Regions from separate parts of the Homo sapiens genome. Here all the other regions are linked to region 3. The links are chromatin loops, found by intact Hi-C in ENCODE. Cell type or tissue: heart right ventricle. All regions are shown on one strand. Region 1 overlaps MTREX (Mtr4 exosome RNA helicase). Region 2 overlaps PLPP1 (phospholipid phosphatase 1). Region 3 has its middle 62 kb from the start of PLPP1.

The links. Hi-C counts contacts between places; a loop is a spot of excess contacts. Peaks named below come from ENCODE experiments on the same cell type or tissue, not always from the same donor. Only the 100,000 strongest peaks of a DNase experiment are listed, where the experiment ranks them.
Region 1: it touches region 3 in a loop (2.1-fold over the local background); 16 of 110 quality-filtered maps call a loop at or near these places.
Region 2: a loop joins it to region 3, with 2.1 times the contacts of the local background. A loop is called at or near these places in 16 of 110 quality-filtered maps.

What each region holds. Positions count from the first base shown.
Region 1 is chr5:55,414,446-55,422,445 of GRCh38, reverse strand. MTREX (Mtr4 exosome RNA helicase) reads right to left here. Exons shown (of 27, transcript NM_015360.5): 25 at 6,314-6,476. Among named protein-coding and RNA genes, the nearest start is that of MIR5687, 90 kb to the left of the region's middle. RefSeq lists a silencer at 1,091-1,210. In heart right ventricle, no CTCF peak of the experiment used is centred here; a DNase peak (open chromatin) is centred at 3,340; H3K27ac peaks cover 3,879 bases.
Region 2 is chr5:55,434,235-55,442,234 of GRCh38, reverse strand. It overlaps PLPP1 (phospholipid phosphatase 1), which reads left to right. Exons shown (of 6, transcript NM_003711.4): 4 at 327-384. Among named protein-coding and RNA genes, the nearest start is that of MIR5687, 71 kb to the left of the region's middle. RefSeq lists enhancers at 242-780, 3,271-4,098. In heart right ventricle, no CTCF peak of the experiment used is centred here; DNase peaks (open chromatin) are centred at 3,614 and 3,913; H3K27ac peaks cover 6,873 bases.
Region 3 is chr5:55,593,014-55,601,013 of GRCh38, reverse strand. No RefSeq gene overlaps it. Among named protein-coding and RNA genes, the nearest start is that of PLPP1, 62 kb to the right of the region's middle. In heart right ventricle, no CTCF peak of the experiment used is centred here; DNase peaks (open chromatin) are centred at 373, 1,263, 3,193, 3,803 and 2 weaker places; H3K4me3 peaks cover 1,121 bases; H3K27ac peaks cover 7,881 bases.

The DNA of each region.
Region 1 (8,000 bases), 180 kb after region 3:
GACACCATCCATACCATCTCATAGAATGCAACAGACTGTTTTTAGCAGGAGAGTAACAAGATAAAACTTGTCATTTTAAAGGTGCATTCATTCTTCTTGACCTTAGATTCTTTCATTAGTACGTTCTTTACACAGTGTTCTCAAGGAGCACAAGGAAAGAAGCCTTTTCCCATGGGTCTAGAATCTGTTTGAGAAAAGTGTTTGTATCAAAGCTGAAGCTATAAACATAGTTTCACTTTTGCTAGACTTGTGCAAAGAGGAGCAGAGATTGTGAGATCCTTTCTCTAAGTGCTACCTGCCTAAATCTAAAACGCTTGACTTCATTTTTAATATATGAAATACATTAGGAATACCAGTTCTCAAAATGCAGTCTGTAGGAACAATGAACTATTTACACTATTAACAATTATTAAATTAATAATAATTATTTGTTATTTCTATTCTCAGCTGCTAGGAATGCAGGCTCCAATACTGCCTTGCAATGAAACAGGAAATCCAACTGCAGAAACTTCTGGGTGTCAAGAGAGAGGGTAGGAATTGGGATAGAGAGGGTAATGTCATATTACCTATGCAATCAGATATTAAATGTTTATGCAAACAAGTATATCCAAAGATAATTAAATTAGGTAGTGGCTCAAAATGTAACTAGATTTTTACCTGAGACCAGATTCTCACAGGTCATTTAGGATTGAAATGAAATCCTTTACAAAGTCCTCTGCTGCACAGGGCATTAAAGAGCCAGACACATTCTCAAACATTGTTTTGACTGACTTCAAATGTGTACCAAGAAACACAATGTGATATTATTATTTCACAAATTTTAGTAACTCGTGTTAACCAGAATCTGTGAAAGTTATCAGAGACCAAACCATACGAAGTAAATTACTAAGATAAAGAATAAACTAAGGCAAGTAAATGCACATTCAGGCCAGAGAGCACTGTCATGTCACATTTTGTAAACATTTCGACTCAATTTCTGGAAACTTTAGTTTCGACACAGTTTCAGGTAACAAGCAAATTAGGCCAGTAGGCACAAGGTTGCATATACAATGACTGTGGTTGTTGCCCACAGAGTCTCATCAACAAATCACTGGGTATGTGCACAAACACTAACTGTCCAGAGCTGCCTGAAACATAGAGGCTACTCCCCCCAGGGATTAATGAAGACTGACGATTAAGTAGTGAATTGTCTAGCATCTCTCCTACCTACTACAGTTCTCTGTAATCCAAGGGCTCTTCTTACACCCACCTTTATAAGTCATCCTGCCTCATCAGCCTGACTAAGTGCTAGACAAAAGTTTCAAAGCCATGACCCATCATAGGCTAAATGAAGCTGACCAAAACCGAAACAAAACAAAACCACATTAACCTACTGGTTTGTTACAAAATTTTTTTTTTGGTCCTGCCAGAGTAGAAAGAGAAATCCAATTCTTTCTAGTTATTGTCTTTAAAAAATTTTTCAAATAGTGGTAAAATATAAAACATAAAATCCACCTTTTTAACCATGTTAAAGTATACAAGTCAGTTACTGCCCTTTTTTATATTCAGGTTTACTACATTCTGGAAGAACTCACATGGAGACAGAATTCACACACCATAAATTATTTTAAATAAGTGTACAACTGAGTGGTTTTTAGTATATTCAGACTTGTGTAACCATCATCATTATCTAATTTTAGAGCATTTTTACCACCCCCAAAAAACCTTGTTCCCATTAAGCAGTTACATGTCTTCCTGTCCCTCCAGCCCATGGCAACCACGTCTATGCTTTGTCTCTATGAATCTGCTTACTCTGGACATTTCATATAAGTGAAATTATACACTATGTGGCCTTTGTGTCTGCCTTCTTTCAACTTAATGTGTTTAAGGTTTGTCCATATTGTAGCATGAGTCAGTATGTCTTTTCTAACTGAAAGCTGTTCCATTTAATCTTTATTACAATGGAACACCTTGCCATTAAAAATGGCAAAAACCACAATTACTTTGGCACCAACCTAATATATACCACAATTTATTCATCTATCGATGGACACTTGGGACTATATGCTTTTATTTAAGAGCATTTTAATAAACATCAGCCTTACCCGGTTGATGAACAAAACAGCATCATTCTCATTAAGGAGAGAAAGCAGCAGATTTTCCCGAACAGAACTTCTGCCTTCAGCTTTCTGGCATACCCTAAAGCAGTTTCCTACAGTTCATGCTCTGACCCGAATTTAATACTCCTATCCAGCCTGGCCTCAGGTTAGAATCACACATGTATCTTGCAACTACTTGCCGCTAAACCCCAGCTTAGGCTGAACCCTTTCTTGAGAGCAGAGACTATTGCTCACACTGTAACTAGCATGGTGCCTGATTCCCACTAGGGTCTCAGAATTATTCATTAAACGAGTAAGTATCAGGTACTAAAACTGTGCCAAAATGTAAAGACAGAAACAATTACTAATAAATTGTTACTCTATTATTATCAGCAAGAATACTTTTAAAAGACAAATCCACTGGAAAACCACTCATGACACTGATGATGCTAAGAAAGGGTTAAACTGCTACTTGAAAGGCATGTGAGAGAATGTGTGTGGTGGGGAGAGTTGAGGAATGCAATTCACAGTATTTGCTTTCAAAACATGTGGCATACAGAGGGAGCAGGACTGAAAAAAAATAAAAAGCATATGGCAGGCAGAGGTACAGTAAATAGTTTCAAGAGATAATTCATCATAGAAGCTTTCCTAATGACACTTGCTCAGTGGAAAGCAAATCCTTTGTCATCCTTCATAGTTAAGAGTACAATATTGTTTATGTAGAGTCAGAAATAAATAGTAACAGCCTCTGGATTACTTGACTAAAACCCTAGGCATCAGCCCATACAAATAGTTTGTTTAAACTGTCATTCAAATTTAGTTTAATGGAAATAAAAAACAGCTAAATTCTGTCATTTTTTTTCCAGGGTGATAACAGAATAAATACTTAGTCTTCAAAATTTCTCAACTGAATCACAATATGAACTTTTCTTTTGCATTACACATCCCCCAAACACATGGTTTTAATCATTACAGTGTTAACTAGCCTCAGTTAATGTTTGAAGAATACTTAAAACTACTTCTGAGGCTCAGGATATGAAATGACCAGACACTTTTATTTTCATATGAAAAGAAAATTAAGAATCTTATTAGGAACAAATATGGTTTGCACACAGCACATTAGAAAGTTCCAATGCAATTATTGTCTGCCTGTAAAAACAGACACACTGTACTGTGTGCTACAGCTTTGATTACAGTATTTTTCCAATCATAAAACATGTGTAGGCCAGCTGCAGTGGCTCATGCCTGTAATCTCAACACCTTGGGAGGCTGAAGCAGGTGGATCACTTGAGCCCAGGAGTTTGAGACCAGCCTAGGCTTCATGGTAAAATCATATCTCTACAAAAATTAACAAAAATTAGCTGGGCATGGTGGTACATGCTTGTGGTCCCAGCTACTCTGGAGGCTGAGGTGGAAGGATCACTTAAGCCCGGGAGATGGAGGGTGCAGTGAGCCAAGATCACGCCACTGCACTCCAGCCTGGGTGACAGAGCCAGACCCTGTTGCAAAAAATAAAAAACAACCACATACAATAACGAGATGAGGAAGGAATGGCTATTCTTGAAATGGAAGCACTATGTAACACTGTAAAAACAAAAGAGAGAAATACTATCCTAAGAAAATGAAGGTTCTCATTTTTTGCTACTTAAATCAAAAAATAGTTTTAAGGGCGAATACATAGTATATCCCAATTTTTAGAAAGGTTTAAGCTCATCTACTGGCTCACACACAAGAAAAACATAAAAATTATGCAGATGTTAGATCTAATTTCAAGTTAGAGCTAAAAAACTGGATTTCTCAAATTTTCAAACTGAAATTTCAAGCAAACTGTGATGTAGAAATAGCCCCTGAGTAACTGAAAGAGGACAGAACAGACTTCAGGAATGCTGGTATGCTGTGGAAAAAGTCAACTCATAGGTGGCATCTAGTATGAGCTACAAACCATCTTCAATTTGGCAGTTTAGGATTTATCTTCCATACTGTGATAACTTCTACTTAGGTAGAAAGAACAGAAAAAATAATCCATAAAGACAATTTTATATGAATTCCTAGATTTAAAAAAAAATATACTCATCTGACAGGCCAGGTCTACTGCCCTTGCTTTTTACTTTTCTTTTTTTCTTTTTTTTTTTTTGAGATGGTGTCTCGCTCTGTCACCCAGGCTGGAGTGCAGTGGCACAATCTCAGCTCACTGCAAGCTCTGCCTCCCAGGTTCACGCCATTCTCCTGCCTCAGCCTCCCGAGTAGCTGGGACTACAGGCTCCTGCCACCACACCCAGCTAATTTTTTGTATTTTTTGTAGAGACGGGGTTTCACCGTGTTAGCCAGGATGGTCTCGATTTCCTGACCTCCTGATCCGCCCGCCTCGGCCTCCCAAAGTGTTGGGATTACCGGCGTAAGCCACCGTGCCTGGCCTGCTTTTTACTTTTCTAAAAAAAATAAAAAATAAAAATAAAAATAAAAAAATAAAAAAAAGCTACTCTCTGCCATGTACCACTATTGTTTTATGTCATTGTGTTCTGACTTTTCAGAGAAGCAGATATTATACAAATATGAGTATTGTATTATCAAGTCTTATTATTAGGCATTGAACAGTTACTAGTTTCATCCTTATGTTCCAAAAAGATGTCAGACTGAAGACTGGTGGTGCTCTATGTGATCGCCCTAGTGCTGCTGAAACACAATTGTCATACACCAACCTGTGCTCCTGTTTTAAGCAATTTTCATCAGTGAGTACGCAACATCCCTCTTCTCACTGACTCGGCTAAACACCATTAACTAATTAGAGATGTTGCTAAACATCATCTAGGATTAAGACCTGTTTAGTATTACTCCAAGCATGACTTTTCTGTGGATGGAGATGGTATAGTCTAGTGTAGGGTTTAAGAAATTTTCAGGTGATCCAAAATTTAAGGATAAGGTGGTATGGTGCTTAACTGAACTTACATGTAGTTACAGAGACCAGAGTTTAAATCATCGTGCCCTCACATCACCTTGGCCAAACTGTTTACCATAGTCTCCTTGTGCAAAGTGGAGATAATATCTACCCTGAATTGCTATTTGGTGATTACATGTAAATTATACAGAGCTCTTAGCACAGTGTTTGGCATATAGTACTTACTGGGCAATGACTTTCCCAGTAACAGAATACAGAATTCAAAGGATGCTTTGGGACTGTTTGACTAAATGATCATTTAGAGGAGGCTGAGAAGTTTATAAACCTTAGAAAAAATATGTAAGATACAACACCATAATTTAAAAATGTGCTATAAACTTTAACATTAAAAACCTTAAAACCCATAAAGTTCAATGTAGTAAAGGCCCTCAGTTTAAGTTTTTAATATTCTGTTGCAGAGAAGTTTAACCTATGCATCATAAAAATAACTGATTCATAAAATCAGTAATCTATTACTTCTTTAATAATATCAGTTGAAAGGCCTATAATATTTGGCATGTTAAACATGTAATTTTTCTCAAACTAAACCTATAAGCAATAGTAGCAGTTCTTATTATAATCTCTATACAGAACAAACTCATTTATTTTCATTTTTAGGAAAGTTCAATGTAAATTATCTCATTCAGTAAATACAACTGGCCATTTATAAACACACAAACCAATCTTTTCCTACTGAATGCAGCATTTTAAAATATGGTTTCGTTTAAACAGTCTACTTATTTTTTTGCTTCTTATTATTCACTTATTCCTTATATTTCTTTTGCCTTAATTTTTTCATTTAAAATTTCTCTTCAGTTGAGTAACAATTATTCTTCAGTCTCTTAAAATCCTGCTCATTAAATTTAATCTGATTCATGCTGCAATAACAGTCTGACTAAAGCCAAGTCAATTACATATGCAATGACTGATCATTTTCAGCTCTGCTATTTTTAGTGGAATTATATAGCTCACCAGGAGAACAAAAGTGAAAAGGAAAAATACCCACATAAATATGACTTCTTAGGGTCATCTGCTTGTGACTGTAGAAACTCATAGAATTACAACTGCACAGAATTATACAGTTTAAAATAGTTTCTAAAGGACTTTCTAATGAACAGACTATGCTTATTAAATAATACAAAGAATTTGTGGAGAATATTTTTTAATCTATATAATAGGGAGAAGATTTCATTTAGTTACCAAATATTAAAAATACATATTATACTTGTTTAATTAAAACAATACCATCCTAACTGTATTTCTTATACTGTAAATATATATGTGTAAAATTTAACCATACCTTCAAAGACATCTGTCATTTTGCAGATATGGGCAAATGTAGCTCCAGTTGCCCAGGTATATACTACATCCATTAAGTGAGGTTTAAATGAGCTTAGATAAGTTTCCTCATCAATTTCCAATTTGGCTTCTGCTGAAACTTTTGCAATTCTTTTAGCACATTCCTTTAAAGATAAAAGAGTTAAAATTCCTTACTTATGATCTCCCATATCACTTTATTCTTTAGGTTTCCAAGCCAGTATTCCAGGAGGTCCCTTTTTCTTCCTAGGTATTATGTCTGCAATGTGGACATTCTGCTCCTAAGTAGGCACAGTGCCTGTTCCATTGCTAAGTGATTAAACGGCCAATCTTTCCCATTATGTTGAGGTAGTTAACTAAGAAAAATGTATCAAGAGCATGCTTTTCAGCCAGTGATACCTTTTCAACAAAGAAACAGAACTCTTCATTAAAATTATTCAAGAGCAGCATTTAACTAATCTCTAATTATTTCATTACAAAACAGATTTAGAGAAATACAAATCCTAGAGCAAAATACATTTTTCCACAACAATGCTTAAAAATGTACATATCTTCATATTGTTTTCCTCTAAGTTGAGAAACTTCATTCTTCTTTACTTGGCAATCTAAAAGGCCAAAAACTCCTAGGCCTATGAAGACTTTGCTGGTTCTAGAAATTTAAATTTCTTAGTGATTTTAAGGCATGTTACATGTTCCACTGAACTGGCCTTTTAATTTTAATCAGAATTTTTTGAATTATTATTTTAAAAATATTTTAACTTTTATTTTAGGCTCAGGGGTTCATGTACAGGTTTCTTATCTAGGTAAACTTGTGACTCAGGGGTTTGGTATATAGATTATTTAGTCAGCTGAGTACTAAGTATAATATGCCACAGGTTTTTTTTTTCTTTTTTCTTCCTCAACCTCTCCTTCCTCCCACTCTCCTCCCTCAAGTAGGCACCAGTGTCTGTTGTTCTGAAGGGGCCCTTTTATGACACATTTTTTTGTTCCTCTCTTGTAATTCCTTAGCTCATCTTTCCTTGTCTTTGTCTAATGTTGAACAGACAGAAAAAATCGGCTTATCCTATGAAAATAGTAAGAGAGAAATTTATTACTATAAACTACTGTGGCTTTGAGGATCCAGAGACAATTTCTTATGATAAAACAGATTTTAAAACTTTGTTATAGGCTGGGCACAGTGGCTCACATCTGTAATCCCAGCACTTTGGGAGGCCGAGGTGGGAGGATCACATGAGCTCAGGAGTTCGAGACCAGCCTGGCCAACATGGTGAAACCTCGTCTCTACTAAAAATACAAAAATTAGCTGAGTGTGGTGGCGGGTGCCTGTAATCCCAGCTACTCAGGAGGCTGAGGCAGGAGAATCATTTGAACGTGGAAGGTGGAGGTTGCAGTGAGCCCAGATCACGCCACTGCACTCCAGGCCTTGGTAAGAGAGCGAGACTCTGTCTCAAAAACAAAACAATAAAACAACCAAACTTTGTTATAAACCAGAATGAAAAAATGTGCAAAAAATTAAAAATAAACTAAATCCTAGTCCTTCAAGATACCATTATCAGTACTGAGGAAGAAAATGACACATGCACTGAGCTGTCAATACAGCCTATTTACATTATGAAGCTTTTAATCTCTGTTCACAACAATGCTATACAGTTCATTACAATAATGGGAAG
Region 2 (8,000 bases), 160 kb after region 3:
ATAAAGTCAAGGCAATTTGTGCCAGTTATGACTTGTCAAGTATCATTCTTCTGACATCTTAGAATTGCTTGGCAAGTTTATTTTCATGACACATTACCCATCCTGAAGGTTTCAATAAAATGATACTGTATAGAGATCTGACCTCAGATCCTTCTTGCACTCTTTAATGTTCATGTCCTAATTGTCCCCCTGCCGTACCCTTCTAATTTCTCAAAGTAGAGGGAGGCAGTTGTGTACACTCTGAAACTAAGGAGCAGATTTATGAAATCAACAATACTTTTGGCTCCTAAGAGAGAAAAGTAACATTTGTCTTCTTTTTCTTCCAGGTTGTCCTTCTATTCAGGCCACTCTTCGTTTTCCATGTACTGCATGCTGTTTGTGGCAGTAAGTACTTTGTGTCTGTTGACGGTTAGGTTATGTGCTGCATGGAATTAATGTGCTCAGCATCAGTGTCCTCACCTGTCCTAATAAATTAGCCAGTAGCAAAAGGTGAAACAGATGATCTGCAAATCTGTAAGTTTCATACTGAGAAGTAGTTGATGTGTGCCCTTACTTTGGGACGTTTCCTGAAGTGGTTTTCTGGAACACAGCTTCTGTGTAATCACAGCAGGTAACTAATCTGAAGGACTGGGACAACAGGCTGCTGTTGCTTGTTAACCTCCTCCCTAACTGGGAGCCACTCTCCTCATCTGCTCAGTGTGGGCGAACAGCAGCAGAGCTTCTTTCCTTCTGGGCTCTGCTGTGGTGAGGAGTTGGGTTTTGATCATTGTTAAGTGAAGGCAGCTGTCCTTGTTCCTATTTGAGCAGATTTTGTTTTCCTCCCATTTTCTAAAACATTCCCAGAGTGCTCTGCAAGGGACCAGAAAGGTTTCAACTGCTGGGAAAGGCAGTTGCCACTTCTGGAGCCTGTCATCTATACAACTTCCAGGTCCAGTTCTGATGCCAACCTGTAGAGCAGCAGCATAGCAATTTGCATTTGCATCATACAAAGCTGGCAGTGAGGCCTTACGAAGATTTGCACCCACATTTTGCATTATCAAACTAGAGATGAATATGTAGTTTTTTGAGAGTAACTAATGCAAGACCAGGCTTCAGGACACATTCAAGGGATTTTTAAAGGTCAATTTTACTTGATTTTTATTTTTTTATAATGTTCTCTTTACATATAAAGTATTAATAAAACACTATATATTTGGGTGTATTAATATGTCCTGCATTATCATTATTTAGGGGGAACAGAGAGGAGGGTTAGAAAATCTGTACCCTAATAGATCAGCTATAATTTTTGTCTTAATTTTCTTTATAAGGGGATTTTTATACAGTTGTGTTCTGTGTAAATTTGTCATTTCCTGTGTTTTTCCCTTTGATCACATTAAGTGCCGTATGATAATTTAATGCTTAGACTTAAAATGCACAATATGTAACATTAAGGGTAAACTAATGGGAATTAGTCTCAGAGATAATTTAAAATGTTTTACTAGAATCTTGCTTTTATTTGAAAAAACAAATTCCAAACATTAAAAGAATATGTAAATTGTAGATGTGTTATATAAAATTCAAAGTCAGAACCTCAAGCCATTACAACAGCTAATTTTCAAAGCTTTCATCTTACATTAATTAAATTTTGTGAAGAAGCACAGAGTATGATTCAGCAGAATTTAGGGCTTCCTTTTTAAGACACACACTCAAATGTTTCTGCAGATGCAGCATGGAAAATGTGACTTATCTGAAGGTAGTTAGCAGAAAATACTATTCTGACATCTTCTGTTCATTTATCATATTAGAAAAAAATCAGCATTCTTTCTTAAGTGAGACAACATATTTTTTTCTTTTTAATTAGAGCACGAGGACCAGGGCAGACCCGGAAGGCTGAGCAATAGCTAGAGCCGTTACTATCCTGAGAGCTCTTCCCAGAGCATGGGCCTGTGACTGGACTGAAGGGCGTTTGAATGTGTGGGCGTGCTTTGTATGCCCTGGGCTAGACCTCACTAGGTCTAGCTTTTGTCTCACTAGCTATTGTGGTTTGTTTTTCGCTCACCTGTCTGTGTTAGTGTCCAAGTCCCTCTTTATGAGAAATCTAGAAATCTGAGTTTTGATTGATCTTGATGATGATTTGCATTTTACACTACTTTTATTTTTGACTAAATTTCCATGAAAAGATGAGGGATGACTGCCACTGTTTTACAAGTGAGGGAATAGGCACCTTGGGAGGGGGCTGCTGAGTTCTGTGAGCTCTGTGGGGTTTCTTGATAATCAGGATCCCATGCTGTATTGATTGATTGATTACTTGGTCTGAACCCTAGTCCATTTATTTTGAAGGTCAGCTCATGCAGATCTCTGGAAGTAAAATGGCATTCTGGAAGTGACTGACACATAACTTTGACCCACTGTTTGTAATTTTAAAGAAAATTCTCAGCTATAACATATTCCATACTTCATCATTTTCTGCTCTTCTTCCTTGACCCTTCTCAAAACACCCATTAACGTCTGTGTAATTGGTCAAATAGTAACTTGTACTGAGGGCTGTTTTGTGAAAGATTAAAATTACTATAGAGAGGATGACATTGATATAATAGAGGGCCTCAGTGGCAGGCCTGCTCAGTGGACATGCAGCCACATATGAAGGATATCAACTCGGGAAAATGATGTCAACCATAGTGTGGTAATTGGGTCAGTTTGAACCAACTGTGTTAAAAGAACAACTTTAGATAAATTTAAGGGTGTCACTGGGCAAGGAAGAAACGACTTTCAAATTGGGCAGCCCTCAGAGTCACTGCAGATTCAGAATGACTCCACTGCTTCTAAGTGGTCAGGGAGAATTTATGGACAGAAAAAGGAAAGTGAGTACAGAAAATGGAAGCGAGGTGCAGAAACTGCCGGATTGGTTACAGCTCGGCCTTGGAGCTTTATTTGAGCGTGGTTTGAATGGCTGTGAGTGGTTGAAATATGGCTGCAGGGACTGGCTGAGACTCAGCTGCTGTTACAGAAGCACATTCCTGAGTCAGGCTCCCAGTTTGCTTACTTACCAAATTAGGTTGTTCTTTGTACAGAAGAACTCAAGTATGTGAGCAGGGGGTTTTCAGGACAGATTTTAGTTTGATTTAACAGATGTAAAGTTATAATGGCAAAAAAAGAAGCCTAGATAAATAGATTTGTTGTAGACCAAGACCTTTCTGGAGAAGAAAGCAGGCCAGAGCAACCATGCACTGCATTTTACTGACTCTAGGTAGTGGAAATATTTGCTTGATGTGGATGTAGGCCCCAGCTTTTATTTCAGCCCTGAATACACAGATCCTTGCTTTTTACATTTATGTACAACTTTTTTTTTTTTTTTTAGACGGAGTCTTGCTCTCTCACCCAGGCTGGAGTGCAGTGGCGCGATCTCGGCTCACTGCAAGCTCCACCTCCCGGGTTCACGCCATTCTCCTGCCTCAGCCTCCAGAGTAGCTGGGACTACAGGCGCCCGCCACCACGCCCGGCTAATTTTTTGTATCTTTAGTAGAGACAGGGTTTTACCGTGTTAGCCAGGATGGTCCCAATCTCCTGACCTCGTGATCCGCCTGCCTCGGGCTCCCAGTGTGTTGGGATTACAGGCGTGAGCCACCGCGCCTGGCCTATGTACAACATTTAACCTCTAAGCCCCACCCCCGAATTCCTTGAGCAATGACTCATCTTGTTTCTCTGGGCACCTTGGCTTCATGAGTCAGTCTCAGATTTGGGTAGAGACGTAGTCATTTAAATCCTCTCCTAGGACAGTCTTTGATAGCCAAAACTTCTCTGTCAATTCCTGACACCCAGAAATTAACTTCTAGTTAAAAATGGCTCTTAAAACACCCTGACCATTGTTCTTCTCTGGCAGCCAGTGCAGCCCTGCACACTTAACTGTGCCAAGAGAGTGTCAGCATCAGTGAAAACCTCCCAGGCCTGCGGGAGCTCAGGGCAGGGCTGCTTTGCACATAGCCAGTTTATATGCTTAGTGACTCCCCGTGAACTTGGCTGAATGCCAGAGATTCCAAATTTATTTGATTATTCAGGAGAACAGCCATGGTATGAGTCTGTATTTTCTTTCAATACAGTGAGGAGTGTTAAAATACTTTTCCTGAGACCCTTCTATTGAGGCTGTAACCCCAGATTGTTTATATCACCGCCTGTTATGAAATTCCTGTATCTATGCTTCAGCCAGACTCTCCTCCTGCCACAAAATGCCTCTTATCTGGGCCTTGCCCCTGCCCTGTGTTTAGACAGTGCTGCCCACCTATCTAAATCCACTCAGACTCTTTCATACTATCCACTTTCCTTAAGATTCATATAATCCCTCATTTAGCATTCACTGTATACCTCCTAGCATTGTTGATACTTCGTGATGTTTTCCAAACTTGATTATTGCTGAACATTGGGCAAATGATGAACAACTCATGGCCCATAGCCTACGAACCTTGTCTGATTTTGAGGTGGGATTTAAGATCTAAATTTAGTGCCTCAGTGAATCCTAAAAATGGTGAAATTAAAACCCAAAGAAGACTAAACTGAGGCCTGCTTTCCAGTGTTCTTCTGGACAGATCTGTCATCAAATGTAGGTGGAGCAATCAATTTGGCTTGCCTGGCTAGTCATAAAAGCACTATTTCAAAATAAGTAGACCAAGGTATATTTCTTTGCATTGAGCCTGCTGTTGTTAGTCTAGTTCTGGGGTTGGTATTTTTTTTTTTTTCAGTGAAAGGTCAGATAATAAATATTTAGGCTTTGTAGGTCACATATTCTTTTTTGAAAAAACAAACAAAAAAAACTCCTTAAAAATGTTCTTAGCTTGCAAGCCAACCCCTTGACTCTAGTTTAAAATGGAAAAAAAAAAGTTCTTACTTTATTAACAATAGAATATTCAGAGGCTATGAGACAATAACAACATTTTACAGTTAAGAAGTGTTAACAAGATTAGTCAAGGAAAGGCAAAATCAAAACAGCTTCAAAAAATATCTCGTTCAACGATTATTTATTTTAAAGGTGAGATATTCTAATTAGATCCTTTAATGGAAGTTAAATGTTTCAGAAATTTCAACCAAAAATGGTTATATATCCTTCCTGTCTTAGTTTGGGCTGCTATAACCAATTGCAGCAGACTGGGTGGTTTATAAAAAACAAATTTCTCAGTCTGGAAGCTGGAAGTCTAAGATTAGGGTGCCAGCATGGTTGGGTAATGGTGGGGCCTTCTTCCAGGTTGTAGAATGTCCTCACACAGTGGAAGGGGCAAGGGAGCTCCCCTGGATCTCTTATTAGGTCATTAATCCCTTTCATGAGGGTTAACCCCTTATGACCTAATCACCCACAAAAGTCCTATTTTCCTAATCCCATTGCCTTGTGGGGGTTAGGCATTCAGTATACAAATTTTGGGGTAACACAAATATCCAGGCAATAGCACCACCCTTCAGTGATAATGAAAGAATGCCTAAGTAGTATCACAGATGTTGAATTTTCTAGTTTCTTTTAATATTAATTTTTAAACAAAAGAAAAAATGGGCATACCTTGTAATTTGTTCCTGATGTGGCTCTGTGTAATGAAGAGTCTTCCGTTTGTTTTGACCAGGTCTTCTTTGTGCACTTTATAAAACTATCATGAGGCTCTTCACAAGCGGAGCCACACGTTTTGGAGTGTTGGTTTATTAGTCTGTTTTCATGCTGCCGATAAAGACATACCCAAGGCTGGGCAGTTTACACAAGAAAGAGGTTTAATTGGACTCCCAGTTCCCCGTGGCTTAGGAGGCCTTACAAGCATGGCGGAAGGCAAGAAGGAGCAAGTTACATCTTACGTGGATGGCGGCAGGCAGAGAGAGCTTGTGCAGGGAAACTCCACCTTATAAAGCCATCAGATCTCGTGAGACTTACTATCACAAGAACAGCATGGGAAAGACCTGCCCCCATGATTCAGTTACCTCCCACTGGGTCCCTCCCACAACATGTGGGAATTCAAGATGAGATTTGGGTGGGGACACAGCCAAGCCATATCATTTGGGACTGGGAGGAAGGCCTCTGTGCTTCTCAGTGAAGCATTTGCTGCCTGCAGGTGGAATGGCCAGCTTTCTGCAACCCTCCTTTCTGGGCTTGAACACCTGGTTATTTTGAGCAATGTGATGCTTGGTGTCCTTATTGCTCTAAGAAATAGGAAATTGCTTGTATGAATCTCTAGTAATATCCCGGCTAAGAAGTTTTTTTTTTTTTTTTTTTCTCTGAGACAGAGTCTCACTCTGTCGCCCAGGCTGGAGGGCAGTGGTGTGATCACGGCTCACTGCAACCTCCGCCTTCTGGGTTCAAGCAGTTCTCCTGTCTCAGCCTCCCAAGTAGCTGGGACTACAGGCGCACACTGTAGTACAAAGAGACAGGGAGGAATAGAAATAGCCTAACTGTGGTTTCCTTCTGAGGCGTCGGGGTTGCCATATGTTGTGTTCCTGTGGTATTTGTATATCCAGCCCATTTTAATAGATGAAAATGGGGGAGGGAGGAGTGTGAAGGTCAGGCGAAGAATATGATGTATCTTTGTTTTTCCTATTAATCTTCATTTAAAATTTGTGTGTCCTGGAAACCCATGTCTCTTCCTTTCCAGTTCTAGAGTTGTGTTCCTGTACGTTACAGCAGGGATCACACTAGTGGCACACTCAAGTGTTCTTTTGATAAATGACATTTACTCTTGATGTATATCAGGATAGCCTCCAAATTTGGGAGCAGAGACTATAAATACTAGAAATAGTCATCCTTTTTAATCAAGGAAGGAAAGCATTTTTTGGTATGGGCAGCTGACTGGAGATTCTTCCGCATCCATTCTCCCTGTTACCAGGTGATCTCTTGTATTAATACCTTTTAAAAAGCCCAGTTACCACTGCACATCTCCCTCAGCATACTTCCCCGGATTAGGCCCCCTTTTCTGCATTTCTCTGGTGGCTGGACTAATTTATATTCCGAGCAGCAGTGTAGAAGAGTTCCTTTTCTCTGCATCCTCAACAGCATCTCTTAATGTTTTTTTGGTCTTTTTAATAATGGCCATTCTAACTGAGGTAAGATTGTGGTTTTGACTTGCATTTTCCTGGTTAGTGATATTGAGAATTTTTTCATATACCTATTGGCCATTTGTACGTCTTCTTTTGAGAATTGTCTATTCATGCCCCATGCCCACTTTTCAATGGGAGTATTTGGTTTTCTACCGTTGAGTTGAGTTCCTTATATGTCCTGGATATTGGCTCCTTGCTGGATAAATACTTGGCAAATATTTTCTCCCATTCAACAGACTGTCTCTTTATTCTCCTGATTGTTTCCTTTGCTGTGCAGGTTTTTAGTTTAATATAATCCCATTTGTCTATTTTTATTGCCTCTGTGTTCAAGGTCTTAGCCATAAAATCTTTGCCCAGACCAATATCCTGAAGCGTTTCCCCTATGTTTTCTTTGATTAGTTTTATCGTTTCAGGTCTTACATTTAAGTCTGTAATCCAACTTACTTGAGAGATAGGGGTCCAATTTCATTCTTCTGCATATGGATATCCAATTTTCCCAGCACCATTTAGTGACGAGACTGTCTCTATTGTATGTTCTTGGTACCTCTGTCAAAAGTCAGTTGGCTGTAAATACGTGGACTTATTTCTGGTATCTATTCTGTTTCATTGGTTGCTGACGAGTCTGTTTTTATACCAATACTGTGCTGTTTTGGTTATTATAGCCTTGTAATATGAAGTCAGGTAGTGTGATGCCTCCAAGCTTTTTTTCATTTTGCTCAGGATTACTTTGGCTTTCTGGCTCTTTTTTAATTCTGTATGAATTTTAGGATTTTTTTTTTCTATTTCTGTGCAGAATGTCATTGGTGTTTTGACAGGGGTTGCATTAAATTTGTAGATTGCTTTGGGTAGTCTGGTCATTTTAACCATATTAATTCTTCTGATCCTTATGCGTGGGATATCTTTCCACCTGTTTCTGTCTTCTGCATTTTCATTCACCAGTGTTTTGCAGTCTCCTTTGTAGAGTT
Region 3 (8,000 bases):
AACACAAATTAGGGGCTGGCCAGCATCATCTTTGGTGAAAATTTAGAAAAATTGGGATTTTCTTACCTATAAATAAAAACTGTTGGTTTTAGAAACCTAAACTAAGAGTATGTGTGCAAAAGGAAATCTATATAAGGAAGCAGGGCTGGACTGTAGTTACAGGAGGCCCAGGAACAGCCCACTTCCTTTCTTTGTGCCTTTTTAAATCATCTCTAAATGTGGAGATGGTAATACAATTGCACTCTTCTCGACTTAAAAATACTTTTCTTCTAAATCACCTGACACATCTTTTTTTGCCCCTGCATGGTGCTCATAGCCAGTAAGAGATCTTTCAGAGCCTCTTTATCAGTCTAGTAGATCTTGCTGGAAGCCGCCAGCACTCCAGATGCTGAATGCAGTCAGACTACAGCTCAAGCACTGACCCTGACCATCCTCCTGGTCTTAAGAATGTGCCAAACCTTTATGTTCGAGCTGCTTTATTAGGAACTTCTTGAGCTTTCTTTCCATGCAATTTCTCCATTCCTACTTTAAACTTTTCCACCCAGCTTTTATGATAATAATGAGCGAGGCTTGGATGCTGCTTTATGGCTTTTGAAAAGCCTGGATAGTATATGAGTGTGTCCATATCTTACTTTTTGTTTCTACCATGTGCAGCAGTGCGGGGGAAGTAAAAAAGCCATTCTTGTGGCCCCCTCCCGGCTTCCTGGAAGCTGCAGTGTGCCTGATGGGACAGGCATGTTCCTGGCTACACTGTAGCTGAGCAAAAGGTCTCTGCATACAGAAGACCAGGAGACCATAAGTTCACCATCAAAGAAAAGTCTGCAGCTGGTAGGTTGAGCCTGAATAATAATACATGCCACAACTCACTGCTGTTCAACTCATTCCTCAGCTGGGTTCACTGACTTGTGTACCTCAAAATGCTATGTTTTGCTGTCTCTTCCCGTCTATACTCTGAGATACTAACTCTTGAATCCTCCCAGTTAAATAGGAGTCTTGGATACTAAACCTGGCCATTTAGAAATCACATCCATTTATTTGTTCCTGTAGTCATTAATTCATTCAGAAGCAAGGATTGGATGTCTCCCATCTACCAAGCACAGGACTCAGCCATAGGGATGCACAGAATAACAGGAAAGGCTTTTCCTGCCTCAGAGGAACTCCTGGCCAATGGTCTCCTCTGACGCATGAAGGCTTCTGGACTTGGATTTTCATTTTGAGTTTTTGAACTTGTAGTACCCATGCGTCCTTTTCAAGGAAGAACTTGACTTCCTTGCTAACGCAGAGCATAGATGTCTGCCAAATCCCTGTACTCAACCAGACTTCCAGTTCTGATTTCTCCTAGTCCTTCCTGTTCCTATTCCTGAAGCCCAGCACAATAGCCTGAAGTGTCCACTTGAGTTTGGAAGCTCTGTCCCCATGGGAAGGGTCATACACTAGAGCCTTTGGGGCTGAGGAGCCTCTAAGACATGGCTTCTTTGGAGTCTCTGTCTTGTTTGTTTTCTCTTGGATCCACCCTAAGCATGACCACCACTGGACTACGATAGAATTTGAAGAGCCCAGTATATGTGAGAGGTCATTTGCAACAAATGAAAATGGGGGCCAAAGGGCAAGGTTTAGTTGTCAGAGTGGTATCTGGTGGCAGCAACCCTGCCAGGTCCCCTGGGAGCCCAGGTCTGCCCAGCACAAGTTCCTCAGCCATCCTTGCTGCTTTGCCTTCTGCCAGGCTGGGAAGAGGAAGGGGATGGTTACTGTGCCGTGAAGAGAAAGGCAAGTGGGCATTGGCCATAGCCTGTGCTTAAGAGGCAGTCGCACCTATCGAGTATTCCTGCCCAAAATGCTTAACCTGAATCAAATTGTGACGAGATAATCAGATGTCCAAAAAACCCCCAATTGGCCTGAACTCTTCAAAAATGTTGATGTCAAGAAAGAATTTTTTTTTTTTTTTTTTTTTTTTTTTTTTGAGACGGAGTCTCACTCTGTCGTCCAGGCTGGAGTGCAGTGGCACAATCTCAGCTCACTGCAACCTCTGCCTCCTGGACTCAAGCAATTCTCCTGCCTCAGCCTCCCAAGTAGCTGGAATGATGGGCAAGTGCCACCACGCCTGGCTAATTTTTGTGTTTTTAGTAAAGACGGGGTTTTGCCATGTTGGCTAGGCTGGTCTTGAACTCCTGAGCTCAGGTGATCCGCCCACTTTGGCCTCCCAAAGTTCTGGGATTACAGGCATAAGCCACCATGCCTGGCCAGGAAATATTTTTTTTACAGGCAAGGGAACTGGGCCGGGTGCAGTGGCTCACACCTGTAATTCCAACACTTTTAAGAGTTCAAGGCAGGTGGATCACTTGAGGCCAGCAGTTCGAGACCAGCCTCACCAACACGGTGAAACCCTGTCTCTACTAAAAATACAAAAAATTAGCCAGATGTGGTGGCACACACCTGTAATCCCAGCTACTCGGGAGGCTGAGGCAGGAGAATCACTTGAACCCAGGAGGCAGAGGTTGCAGGTAGTGGAGATCACGCCATTGCACTCCAGCCTGGGCAACAGAGGGAGACTGTCTCAAAAACAAAACAAAAATAGCAAGAGAATTGTTCTACATTAAAGAAAACTAAAAAGACATGACTAAATGTAATGCATGATGCCAATTTAGATCTGGGATTGGAAAAAATATAGCCATAACAGACATTATGGGGACAGTTATGAGTGTGTGTGTTTGCAGAAGGAGAAAGAAAAATGTGGCAAAATGCTAAAAATTAGTAAATCTAAATGAAAGTATGTGGCTATTCATTGTACTGTTTTCTCAACTTTGCTGCAGGCTTGGAATTTTTCAAAATAATAAGTTTAAAACTCAAGCATCATCCAGTGGCAGGTAAATGGGCAGTAAGATGGAAAAAATGGAGTGAGCAGACAGCAGGATCCAGGTGGCAGCATGGCAGCCCCAGACAACTTCTGGGCTGGGGTCTAGTCCCAGTAAAAAGTCAGGACCCAGGCTAAAAACCAGGCAGGCAGACAGGCATGAATACAGGGAAGCTGCAGCTTAGTGTGCACCTGGAAGCCTTGGGCCAGCCCCACCATCTGGGGACCAGGTGTGGGTAGAGCAGGTAAATTCCAGATCCACAAACAAGCAAATAACTCCCAATAATGCCACCGGTAGCCTTTGGAGGCTCAGGACTTTCCCAAGTCCTGAGTGCTGAGTGATCAAGAGGCCAGACAGGACTGGAGCCAGCAGGAACTAACATGTCTGCCTGTTGCCCAAGGATGACAAAAGCTCAAGGCGGAGATGGGGACTCCTCAGGAGGTAGGAACTTTACTGGGTTCTGTTTCCTCTTAACTGGCTACGTTCTGCATTGCCAGATTAAGTTACTGATTAAACCCACAGATGTCACTCTAATTTCCAACTTTTTCCATCTTTTCTGCCTCCTAGTCTCTATTTGCAATTCTTCCTAGCTGTCCTTGTTCTTCTCCTAGTTTTATGCCATTATGATGTGTGGAAAATATTAGACAACCTCTCTACAGTGTCTTAAAATGCCTGAGGACAAAGATTCCAAAACAAAATTTATCAAAGCTGGTTTTGGACTCAATAGTGTGACACGTAGTTTCCAAAGGTCATAAAGCTGAGTGCTAAAGTGATCAAGCTCCCAAGCTCCCTGGCTTTGTCATCCTTTGGCATTTTCCCAAGTTTTCTGGTCCTTAAAGGAATTGCTGATTTCTCCTTCCTGACTCTTTTTAATCTCAGCTGTGCTGAGCAGAGCTTCCCAAATTCTGGGCAGGCCAGCAGCTTAGCCCTCTCCTCTCCAGGACTCCTGAGCATTCCCCCTGTACATAGGGATGGACAGTGCCGGAGGTCAGCCAGGGGTTGGTGGGATGGATCCAGTCAAACTCAGCTCTGCTCGGTTTCCACCATGTGGCTCAGCAACAAAGCAGCCATGACACGTGTTGCCAAGACCATGTGTTGGGAGCCAGGAGTAGATGAATTCCTGGTGTACATAAGGAAAACAGCAACTGAGTTTGCTACAACTGTGATTAACATGCAAGATTCATCCTGGAGATAGCTCCTCTTGAGAAAACATAAGATTTGCAGAAGGGGATTTAAAGAAAGCCCCAGTGGTTTTTCATCTCAATCTTTCTCTCTCAATTTTTTAAAGCACCAAATCCCTATGTTCAAATATAAATTTTAGGCAAGAACCAATATACAGGCCAGGCGTGGTGGCTCACAACTGTAATCCCAGCACTTTGGGAGGCTGAGGCAGGCGGATCACCTGAGGTCAGAAGTTCGAGACCAGCCTGGCCAACGTGGTAAGACCACCCCCGCCCATCTCTACTAAAAATACAAAAAATTAGCTGGGCATGGTGGCATGCACCTGTAATCCCAGCTACTCGGGAGGCTGAGGCACAAGAATCGCTCGAATCCAGGAGGCAGAGGTTGCAGTGAGCTGAGATGATGCCACTGCACTCCAGCCTGGGCAACAGAGTGAGACTTCATCTCAAAAAAAAAAAAAAAAAAAAAAAAAGGAAAGAAAGAAAAGAAAAAAGAACCGATATACAAAAGAGATAACCTGGCTTGTCTGATTTTTGTGTGTGTGGGAGGGGGACCACAGACCTATGTGGTCTTTCCCAGTAGCCCAGGATACTTTCAAAGTATTATTACGGCTCTCACGGGATCCAGGGTTTGAGAACCATTGCTCCCATCTTTCCTCCCCACATGCAGAGGAACTATGGCATCTTCGCTGATGCCTTCTTTAATGTTTGTTGCTCGAGCTATTTTTTTTTTTTTTTGAGATGGAGTCTCCCTCTGTTGCTCAAACAGCAGTACGGTGGCATGATCTCAGCTCACTGCAACCTTCACCTCCCAGGTTCAAGTGATTCTCCTGCCTCTGCCTCCCAAGTAGCTGAGATTATAGGCGTGTACCACCATGCCTGGCTAATTTTTCTATTTTTAGTAGAGACAGGGTTTCGCCATTTTGGCCAGGCTGGTCTTGAACTCCTGACCTCAGGTGATCTGCCCACCTCAGCCTCCCAAAGTACTGGGATTATAGGTATGAGCCACTGCGCCCGGCTTTTTTTTTTTTTCTTTTTTTGACGGAGTCTAACTCTGTCACCCAGGCTGGTGTGATCTCAGCTCACTGCAACCTCTGCCTCCCAAGTTTAAGCGATTCTTCTGCCTCAGCCTCCTGAGTAGCTGGGACTATAGGTGTGTGCCACCATGCTTGGCTAATTTTTGTATTTTTAGTAGAGACGAGGTTTCATCGTGTTGGCCAGGCTGGTCTTGAACTCCTGACCTCAGGTGATCCACCCGCCTCATCCTCCCAAAGTGCTGGGATTACAGGTATGAGCCACCGCTCCCACTTGAGCTATTTTTATGCTTCAATGCATACCAGGACCTCTATCATATGAGATGTTTTATTTCTTTCTTAAATGTCTAGAAAGGTCCTTTGATGGAAAATGAATAACTCATGATATCTTCAAAAACCAGCATTGGCCTGAAGTTAATATATTTCATCCTAATAAAAAAATAAGGCCGGGTGCAGTGGCTCACGCCTGTAATCCCAGCACTTTTAGAGGCCGAGGCGGGCGAATCACGAGGTCAGGAGTTCAAGACCAGCCTGACCAACATGGTGAAACCCTATCTCTACTAAAAATACAAAAATTTGCCAGGCGTGGTGGCACACACCTGTAATCCCAGCTACTCAGCAGGCTGAGGCAGGAGAATCTCTTGAACCCGGGAGGCGGAGGTTGCAGTGAGCTGAGATTGTGCCACTGCACTCCAGCCTGCATGACAGAGCAAGACTCCATCTCAATAAAATAAAATAAAATAAAATAAAATAAAATAAAATAAAATAAAATAAAATAAAAGTGTGATCACAAAGTCTCACTTTCATGATGCTGAAAAGGCAGAGCTCATGAATCCTTCCCTCTCCTCCCTTACGTGATAGACGAACCCCAGGGTGTGGCTCTTCTCACAGGTTCTGTTGCACTGGCTTTCTGTGAACTCAACATCTTGGATTCAGTTGAACTTGCTTCATTTTTTTATTGTTACACACTACATCATTCATTACTTTTCCTGCCATTGACTGCTAGTTACATTTTCATCTATAACCGCAAACATCATGGGATAGAAAACCGTGGGAAAGTTAATCTCTAAAGCAATGGAAAGTTCCCAAATGTGAGAATAACAGGGCAACCCATGGTGGGAAATGCTACTCAACAGCTTTATTTCATCACAATAACAATGACTCTTGAGATGGAAAAAATTTTTATTTGATAAGGCTACCATTCATCCCAAAATGGACAATGTGTATTTAGTCATTCAATTCAAATTTGTGTGGCTCATTCCTCAGCTACTTAGTTATTTTTCATTAGATTTCATTAGTGGTTAGACTGTATTTCCCTAGTCCACAGCAGCCAGAGTGCTGTACACTATTAACATACAAATGGGGATGTCTCCTGCCCTTATCATCACTTGGAGTCCCCATCAGTGTTCCACCTGGGAGTCCCTAGAGAGCCTCTCGCCTGAACTCACCAAAAACTTTAGGACCACCATAGGCTTCTACCACTGTCTTCTTCTGCTCGGTCCCTCTTCAGTGATGTCAGCTTCCCAGGCCTCACCACCCACACAGCTAATGAAGGTGTTTCAAGGCTACCTCTGGTGTCCTCAAACGACCCCCTTTACAGGCCCATTGTCACTGCCACCACCCCGATACATGGGTACATGTGGTGTACCAATATGGAGATGAATACTCTGAAGGTCATGGCATTTGTTGCCCAAGTGAGAAAAAGCCTCTCTCTATTTCATGTAATGTACATTTTGTGTAATGTACATGAGCAATTACTGAGGCAGTCTTCCCTTGCATCCAAGATCTTAGAGTTTTTAATGAAAATAGGGGCTGTGCACAGTGGCTCACACCTGTAATCCCAGCACTTTGGGAGGCCGAGGCGGGCAGATCATGAAGTCAGGAGATCGAGACCAGCCTGGCCAACATGGTTAAACCCTGTCTCTACTAAAAATACAAAAATTAGCTGGTCATGGTGGCTCGTGACTGTAATCCCAGCTACTCAGGAGGCTGAGGCAGGAGAATTGCTTAAACCAGGAAGTTGGAGGTTGCGGTAAGCCAAGATCACGCCATTGCACTCTAGCCTGGCGAGAGGGTGAGACTCCACAAAAAAAAAAAAAAAAAAAAAAAAAGAGAGAGAGAAAGAGAAAGAAAGAAAATAGGGCCAGGTGTGGTGGCTCACGCCTGTAATCCCAGCACTTTGGGAGGCCAAGGCAGGCGGATCACCTGAGGTAAGGAGTTTGAGACCAGCCCGGCCAATATGACGAAACCCTGTCTCTACTAAAAAAAATACAAAAATTAGCTAGGCATGGTGGCTCACGCCCATAATCCCAGCTGCTCAGGAGGCTGAGATAGGAGAATCACTTGAACCCAGGCGGTAGAGGTTGCAGTGAGCCGAGATCAAGACACTGAGTCACTGAGTGAGCAACAGAGTGAGACTCTGTCTCAAAACAAAAAAAAGAAAAGAAAAGAAAAAAGAGTTTTTAATGAAAATAAGGCTTTCAGATTTTAACATAGGCCTTTCTCTTCTAGGATTCAGTCCTGAGTTCATGGAGGCAGGACTAGGGTTGGGGGGGCACAGTCGAGTATATTCAGAACTGGCCCCCCCCACCTTAACAAGCTTTTCTGGTTCAGTCTCTCTTCCTTTAAATGAGTTCTGTCTCCCCAGCCATCAGTTCCTCTTAAAAATTGGCTTTTGGCAGCTCAGTCTACCAAACAGGTCTAGACACGTCTGAATCCCAGTGGGAGATGGCTTAGGCTTAAACTAAGGCTGCTGACACATGACTTTCCACTTAAAATTTACTCAGGCTCTTTTACCCATCAATATGCTTAAAAAAAGAAAGATAACTTCGCTTACATCAAGCATTCATTCTGAAGTTACTAATTTTCTTTTGCCTTGTCCTTATGAGCTCTTGGATTTCAAATGGTAGATTGGTGAGGTTATTACTGATCAT